Regions from separate parts of the Homo sapiens genome. Here region 1 is linked to region 2. A link is an interaction called in ENCODE POLR2A ChIA-PET data of the cell type or tissue named here. Cell type or tissue: Panc1. All regions are shown on one strand. Each heading gives the region's core, and the rest is flanking DNA. Links, peaks and the distances in the headings are about the cores only. Region 1 overlaps MRPL1 (mitochondrial ribosomal protein L1). Region 2 overlaps CNOT6L (CCR4-NOT transcription complex subunit 6 like).

Region 1 (4,402 bases), core at 302-4,301, 130 kb before region 2:
AAAAAAATGTAATCAAAGGAATGAAAGGCATGAGGACTGCTTTGTGAGAAGGGGTCTCAAGGTGGGGGCTTCTCTAAAATGTGGTATTTGAGCGGAGCCGTGAATGAAGGGAGGAGGCAAGATTCAGAACTATCTAGTGAAAGATGGGTCCAGTCATAAGAAACAGTAATTATCAAAGAATTATGACCCTCCTCCAAAAATAAGCTCTTGGACAAGCTGCTTTTATTAATTTTTTCAAACTTGAAAGACAAAGATAATTCCCATGTAATATAAACTGCTCTTGAGCACAGAAAAAGATGGGAAGCTTTGAAGTTCATAATCCTGACATCAAATCCAGATAAAAATGGCACGAAACACACTGATTAATAGTACCAATAACTATAGATGCAAAAATCTAACAATCATCAAACTAAATTCAAAGGCATTTAAAAGATTCTTGTATAACTATATTTTCCAAGGTTTATAATTTCCAGCTGAGAGAAACCAGTGGTGGTCTGCAATCAACATGAAGGACAGAAAGAATAGGGAAAAAAAACTCACTGCATTGCATATAATAAGTATAGTATCATTAAACTATTTTTTTTTTTTTTGAGACAGAGTCCTACCCTGTCTCCCAGGCTAGAGCACAGTGATGCAATCTCGGCTCACTGCAACCTCCGCCTCCCAGGTTCAAGCGATTCTCTTGCTTCCGCCCCTGAGGTTCAACCGATTCTCCTGCTTCCATCTCCCAGGTTCAAGCAGTTCTCCTGCCTCAGCCTTCCAAGTAGCTGGGACTACAAGTGCATACCACCACGTCTGGCTAATTTTTTTATTTTTTGGTAGAGACGGGATTTCACCATGTTGGCCAGGCTGGTCTTGAACTCCTGGCCTCAAGTAATCCATCTGCCTCAGCCTCCCAAAGTGCTGGGATTACAGGTGTGAGCCACCACACCCGGCCCTCATGAAACTTTTTTCTCACATACACACATAAGTTTGATTGAGTCATGATACAAAAATTATTTTTTACTATGATAGTGGCCAGAAATATTTGGAAAACAATAATATACAATAGGGTTTATCCTTGGAATATAAGAATAGTTGGATATAAGTTAGTATGTTATGTCAATAGATTATAGAAAATAATTATCTCAACAGATTGTTTTAAAAACTATTCAGTAAATTCCAATGTATATCCACAATTAAAAGGACAAACCAGGGTCGGGCACAGTGGCTCACATCTGTAATCCCAGCACTTTGGGAGGCTGAGGCGGGCAGATCACCTGAGGTTAGGAGTTCAAGTCCAGCCTGGCCAACATGGTGAAACCCTGTCTCTACTAAAACTACAAAAATTAGTCAGGTATGGTGGTGCGCACCTATAATCCCAGCTACCCAGGAGGCTGAGGCAGGAGAATCGCTTGAACTCAGGAGGCAGAGGTTGCAGTGAGCCAAGATCACGCCACTGCACTCCAGCCTGGGAGACAGAGCGAGACTCCATCTCAAAAATAAATAAATAGATAAATAACAAAAATATCAGCTCCTCTGCTAAATATCAAACCTCTTTTAAAAACTATTCATTTACATAATAAAGAATATTTAAACAAACAGCAAACATCATACTTACTGAGGAAAATCAAAGTTTAAGAACTATCTATATGCAGATGACTCACAAATTTGATCCCTATCCCAGCCCTTTTCTCTGATTCAGACTTGAATATCCAATGACCTATTACACAGTTCCATTTGGACATCTAAAAGGCATCTCAAACTTAACAGGTCCAAATCTGAGCTTCTGATAATAACCCTTCCGCCTATTCATTTACTCTGCTTTGTAATCTTTCCTATCAATTAGAAGCAACTTCATTATTCCAGTTTTGTCAGCAAAAAATCTTGCAACCATTCTTGGCTCTCTTCACTTTCTATCACACCTCATATCCATTCAATCAGTAAATTCCATAAACTATATCTTTAAAGTATATCCTGACTCCAGTCAGTGTCATCACTTTCACTGTTAATGAATAGGTCCAAGCTACTCTCATCTCTAGCCAAGGTTATTGCAAAAGACCCTTAACTGGACTCTGCTTCCATCCAGGTTCCCTTCAGTCTACTGCCAATACAGCAGTGAGACTGAGCCTTTTAGAAGCCAGATCATGTTAGTCTGCTCAATCCCTTCAAAGGGTCTCCATCTCACTCTAACTAAAAGACAGTAGCCTTACTATGACCTAATCACCTACAACCCCTGCTCTCTGCTCTAGCCACGCTAGCTATGCTAGTCCTCAACCATACCAGATATACTGTCAAGGCCTTGCATTTGCTGTTTCTTCTGCATGTAACGCCTTCCTTCGGTCACTTTCTTTGGATCATGATTCAAAAGTCATGTTTTTAGAGAAGTTCACATGAGATATCCTATCTAAAATTTCAATATCCTAACTCTACTACTTACATACACTTCCTTCTTCCAACTTGTTTTTTCCTCCTTAGCACTTCCATCTAAAATACTTTCTTTTTTTTACTTATTTTCTACCATTCATCTTCTATCAACAGATATCTACCTTTATACCATCTACACGTCTATCCCATGAAGGCAAGGATTGTTGTCTACTTTGTTGATGTATATAACCCCATTATCTAGAGTAACGCCTGGCATATAGTAGGTACCCAATAACTATTTGCTCAACGAATGAGTCATGAATTCCTGATGGAAAACACAACCACTCACCCAAGAAAAATGTACACATGCACGTACACACAGTACTCTGCATAAAATTTCAGGAAGTTCACAGAATCTTGAAGTCTATTGTTAGCCTCATAAGGGTTTCCTGATGTTAAAAAAAAAAAAAAACTCTGCACGAAAGGCTTTTCTATTCAAATAAAAGCAAGTTAAGATTGCTATTATGTAAAGATATTCAGGAATGTATTGTCAGTAAAATATGTAATTCTATGTCCTCCTGTATCAAAGTAGTTTCCTTTGTGTATTTAATACTTTTCTCAGAACTTTTTGAGCATGTTTTTCTTCAAAGATATTTTAGCCTTTTCTAACACCCAGAAGAAATACCTCTTGTTCCTATAAAAGCTCAATCCCCTTTTTTTCTCAGAGCCTTTGTACTTGCTGCCTCCTGTCTCAAGAATACTTTTCTCTCAGATATCTTCATAACTTGTTCTCTTATTTCATTCAGTCTCTATTCAAATGTTACCTCCAATTTAGAGAGGCAGGCCTTCCCTGACCAACCTTTCTATAATAGCCACACATACACACACTCCACCATCATAAGTACATATATATTTATTTGTATATTATCTATACCCTAACTAGAAAGTGATCTAGTTGAGGGCAAGAACTTCTGGACAACAATATATCCCCATAGTTAGGAACAGTTTTTGCCACTCGGCAGGCATTCAGAATGTGTGTACATGTGTACTTTGTCATAGAAAATAGTAATAAAGGGACAGAGAGTTATTAAAGGAGATGCCAGCACATGTAGAACCACTGAAAAGTTTTTTAACTTTTACTAGATTTGGTGTGATATGCTGAAGTCCTAAATCAAGGAATGAATGGGGCCGGGCGCAGTGGCTCATGCCTGTAATCCTAACACTTTGGGAGGCGACCGTGGGCAGATCACTTGAAGCCAGGAGACTAGCATGGCCAACCTGGTGAAACCCCATCTCTACTAAAAATACAAAAAATTAGCTGGATGTGGTGCCAGGCGCCTGTAATCCCCACCTACTCAGGAGGCTGAGACACAAGAATCAGTTGAAACAAAGAGGTGAAGGTTGCAGTGAGTCAAGTTCGTGCCACTTGCACTCCATTGTGGGGGACAGAGTAAATAAGACACTGTCTCAAAAAAAAAGGATGAATGGAAGGGAGAAGGGTACTATAGAGGGAATAAAAGCAAAATCACCCTTCTTCCTTTAGAAGAAGAAGAGAATTTGTTCGGGACATAAAAGTATGTGCTAATTAGCAGAAGCCAGACTTCCTGTGTTTGTATTTCAACTTTTGCCACTCAAGAAGCAAACCTCAGGTGATCCCACATGCAGGTTCCTATAGTCTCTCTGCTCAGCAGTTTTCCCTTTTTTGGGAAAGAGCTTACTAGAGCTACGGCTGTATGAAGCAACAGATCTCAAGACAATGTGTGATGTTTCATTTCCTTACTTTCTTACCTGAAATGTATGAATATGGATTAATTTCTCTTTAGATTTTCTTTTGAAAAACGCTATGAACCCAAGGAGTCTCCAATGTTCTAAGATAAAATATCAAAATTCCTTATTTTATGATTTGTCAAAAAATATTAGAGTAAGTCATTTTAAAAGGCTTCATTTGTATATACAGGTACACTTGAAAGGAATTACTTTGAAATGAAAAAAAGCAGAAGTTGATTGAAAATATAGCAATCTTTAACTAAACATACTTTTGAAGACCAAACATGTT
Region 2 (4,402 bases), core at 319-4,318:
CAGGCTCAAGTGATCCTCTCATCCCAGCCTCCCAAGTAGTTAAGACCACAGGGACACCACCATGCCCAGCTAATTTTTTTGTATTTCTCTGTTAGACATGGGGTTTTGCCATGTTGTCCAGGCTGGTCTCGAACTCCTGAGGTCAGGCAGTCTGCCTTCCTTGCCCTCCCAAAGTGGTGGGATTACAGGCATGAGCCACCACACCTGGCGTCCTTGGCAGTTTTGTTGAAAATTAATTGACCATGTATGTTTGTGTTTGTTTCTAGACTCTGTTCTCTTGATGTTAATCTTTGTCAGTACCTTATTGCCATGATTACTGAAGCTTTGTAATAACTCTTGAAATTACGTAGTTCTGTTAGTCTGTTCTCACACTGCTGTAAAAAATACCTGAGACTGGGTAATTTATGAAGAAAAGAAGTTTAATTGACTCCTGGTTCGCAGGCAAGAAGCATGACTGGGAGGCCTCAGGAAACGTAGAATCATGGCAGAAGGTGAAGGGGAAGCAAGCATGTCTTAGCATGGCAGAGCAGGAGAGAGAGTGTAGGGGGAAGTGCCACACATCCCCTTCAAGCAACAATCTCTAATGAGAACTCACTATCACAAGAAAAAGCAAGGGAGAAGTCCTCCCCCATGATTCAATCACTTCCCACCAAGCACCTCCCCCAACACATAGGGATTGCAATTTGAGATGATATTTGAGTGGGGACCCAGAGCCAGACCATATCAATAGTGTAAATCCTCCAATTTTATTTTTCTTTTTCAAAGTTGTTTCAGCGTTAGCTTTTCTAGGCCCTTGGAATTTCCATATATATTTTAGAATAAGCATGTTAATTTCTATAAAAAAAAAATGTCATGAGGGGAACAGGGCTGAACAACTACCTATTAGATATTATGCTTACTACCTGGGTGATGCCATCATTCATACCCTAAACCCCAGCATCATGCAATATACCCATGTAACAAGCCTGCATGTGTACTCCCTGAATCTAAAATAAAAGCTGAAATTATTAAAGATAAAAGGAAAGAAAAAAGATCACTTTCAATGAATAAAAAAAAACCACCTTAGGTATTTCACTGGGATTGTGTTAAATTTGTAGATCATTTGGGGAAGAATAACATCTTAATATTGATTCTTCTGACCCATGAATATAAGGTATGTCTTCATTTATTTAGTTCTTTAATTTTTCTCAGTAATGTGTTATAGTTTCCAGTGTACTGGTGTATTAGTCCAGTCTCACACTGCTGTAAAAACATACCTGAGACTGGGTAATTTATAAAGAGAAGAGGCTTAATCAGCTCATGGTTCTGTGGGCCCCGTACAGACTTCTGCTTCTGGGGAGGCCTCAGAAGACTTAACAATCATGGTGGAAGGTGAAGGGGAAGCAGGCACATCCTCACAAGGCCAGCAGGAGAGAGACAGAAAGAACAGGAGTGAAGGGGGAAGTGCCACACACTTTTCAAATAACCAGCTGTCTTAAGAACTCTGTCATGAGAACAGCAAGGGAGAAGTCTGTCCCCATGATTCAGTCACCTCCCACCAGGCCCCTCCTCCAACACTAGGAACCACAACTGGACATGAGACTTGGGTGTGGACACAGAGCTAAACCATGTCAACTGGTTTGCACATCTGTTTTCATATTAATCTCTATTTTTTTATGTCATTGTAAATGATACTTTAAAAAATTTTACTGGCCGGGTGCAGTGGCTCACACCTGTAATCTCAGCACTTTGGGAGGCCGAGGTGGGTGGATCACCTGAGGTCAGGAGCTCGAGACCAGCCTGACCACCATGGAGAAACCCCGTCTCTACTAAAAATACAAAATTAGCCAGCCGTGGTGGCGCATGTCTGTAATCTCAGCTACTCAGGAGGCTGAGGCAGAAGAATCACTTGAACCTGGGAGGCAGAGGTTGCAGTGAGCCGAGATGGTGCCATTGCACTCCAGCCTAGGCAACAAGAGGGAAAGTGTCTCAAAAAAAAAAAAAAAAAGAAAAATTTCTTTTTTACTTTTGCTTGTTACCTGTATGTAGAAATAAATACACTTGATTTTTTTGCAGGGGACATATTAATCTTGTATTCTGTTACCTGTTAAATCTATTCATTAATTCTGTTAGATTTTTTGTAGATTCTATAGGATTTTTTACATATATATAATTTATTGTTTGTGAATAAACATGAGTTTAATTCTTCCTTCCAGTCTCCATGACTTTTATATCTTCTCTCTTGCTTGATTGCATGGGCTAGAACTTCTGGTGTCTGGTGTAAACTTCAATAGAAGTGAGAGCTAACATCCTTGCCCTGTTTCTGATCTTAGGAGAAAAGCATTCAGAATTTCACCATTAATGTTAGCTATAGATTTTTCATTGATGCCATTTATCAGGCTAAGTAAATTCACTTTTATTTTTTAAATGAAGGTTTTCTTTTTAAATAGGAATGGCCATTGGATTTTTCAGATGCTTTTTATGTATCTATTGAGATGATCATGTGTATTCTTTTAAGTTTCTTAATAGGTGGTTTTTATTATTTTGAACGTTAAATCAACCTTGCTTGCATTACTGGGGTAGTCACCACTTGGTATAATGATGGATCACTCTTTTTTTTATATTGCTGGATTTAATTTGCTAAACTTCAAAAAAGACTTTATTTGCATTTATGTTCATGAAGTCCATAGTTTTCTTGCACTCTTGTTTCATTTGATATTAGGGTAATGTTTGCCTCAACTTTATGGAAGAGTTTATGTGGAATTGGTATTGTTTCTTCCATAAAGGCCAACCAAGGTTGAGAACTACCAGACTATAAGACTATAATCTCTCTTTCCTTCTATTTCTAAAATCTTTTTTTTTTTTTTTTTTTTTTTTTTGAGACAGAGTCTTACTCTGTTGCCAGGCTTGAGTGCAGTGGTGCGATCTGGGCTCACTGCAACCTCCGCCTTCTGGGTTCAAGCAATTCTCCTGCCTCACCCTCCCAAGTAACTGGGATTACAGGTGCCCACTACCATGCCCGGCTAATTTTTTGTATTTTTAGTAGAGGTGGGGTTTTACTATGTTGGCCAGGCTGGTCTCGAACCCCTGACCTCAGTTGATCTACCCGCCGCAGCTTCCCATAGTGCTGGGATTACAGGTGTTAGCCACTGCGCCCAGCTGGCTATATAAAATTAACAAAAATTGTTTTACAATTTTTAAGTTTCATGGGAGACATTTTAGTAAAATTTATAACGCATATACCTGTACACTCTTACTGCATAGAAAGCTTATCTGTCTTCTAATCTTGAGCAGTTTCTGTAGTAATCATGTTGGCCATGTCTTTCTCAGCTCCCCTACCCAACACTCAGAAATCAGTGGCTGCTGCTTAGTACTCAGGGAAATGCCCAGAATTCCTGTCAAGTTTTTCTCTGTTCTCCTGCTCTGTCCTCAGAGTTTTCCAAGTCCATCATAAGAGACGGGGGCAGCATGATGTAGTCTCTGCTGCTGGGACTGTAGAGCCAGACTGCTTGGGTTAAATCCCACTGTGCCACCCACTAACCATGTGACCAGAGGCAAATTTCAGAATGCGCTTATGCCACTCTAAAATAAAGATAATTAAAGCACCTCCAACTTAAAAGTTGTGATTACTGACGCGTAAAACACTATGGATAATGTTTGTCACATGGTTGGTGCTCATTGAATGATAGTTATATCCTATTATTTGTCTCCAGTTGGAAATTGCTGGGATGCTCAGCCTTTGGTGGAATAGCTGTCTGCTTCTCAGCATCCAGAGATACTTTTGATGGCTAGAATATCATCATCTCTTACGAAGAATTTGGAAATAAATACAATTCATAACCTCTGGCTTTTTCATTTCTCTCTGACAATGATTTCTTTGCATGGTACTTGATTTTCTAAATGCTTTTTTCAATGGATACTATACTCTGGACTCATGCTTAGGTCATATTTGTGCAGGGATTTTTAACCTTAGCACCATTGGCATTTGGGACAAGATATTTCTTGTTGTGGGGGCTGTCCTGAGTTCTGTAGGTGTTTAACAGCATCTGTGACCTCTGCCTACTAGATTCCAGTAGCACCCCTGCCAAGCCACCCAAGTTGTGTTAACCAAAACCATCTCTAAACATTGCCAAATGTCTCCTGAGGGGCAGAATCACATCTGGTCGAGAGTCACTTTTTTAGAGGGGACTTCAGTATGTGCTGCCATAGAAAACTGTGATTTGTTATGTTAGTATTTCTTGGAGAGAGCCATGACAGTTACTAATCAATACTTTCTAGACTTGTCTTTTTTTTTTTTTTTTTTTAAGGCAGAGTCTTACTCTGTCACCCAGGCTGGAGTGCAATGGCACGATCTTGGCTTACTGCAACCTCTGCCTCCTGGGTTCAAGCGATTCTCCTGTCTCAGCCCCTCAGTTAGCTGGAA

What was found. Peaks named below come from ENCODE experiments on the same cell type or tissue, not always from the same donor. Only the 100,000 strongest peaks of a DNase experiment are listed, where the experiment ranks them.
Region 1: POLR2A ChIA-PET joins it to region 2 with 7 read pairs; 2 of 35 experiments call an interaction of 5 or more read pairs at or near these places.

The regions. Positions count from the first base shown.
Region 1 is chr4:77,920,189-77,924,590 of GRCh38, reverse strand. All of the region lies in intron 7 of MRPL1 (mitochondrial ribosomal protein L1), which reads right to left. The region is part of intron 3 of LOC102724916 (a long non-coding RNA gene); the gene reads left to right. Among named protein-coding and RNA genes, the nearest start is that of MRPL1, 60 kb to the right of the region's middle. In Panc1, for the core only: no CTCF peak of the experiment used is centred there; a DNase peak (open chromatin) is centred at 2,610; H3K27ac peaks cover 912 bases.
Region 2 is chr4:77,792,607-77,797,008 of GRCh38, reverse strand. The region is part of intron 1 of CNOT6L (CCR4-NOT transcription complex subunit 6 like); the gene reads left to right. Among named protein-coding and RNA genes, the nearest start is that of CNOT6L, 25 kb to the left of the region's middle. In Panc1, for the core only: no CTCF peak of the experiment used is centred there; no DNase peak of the experiment used is centred there.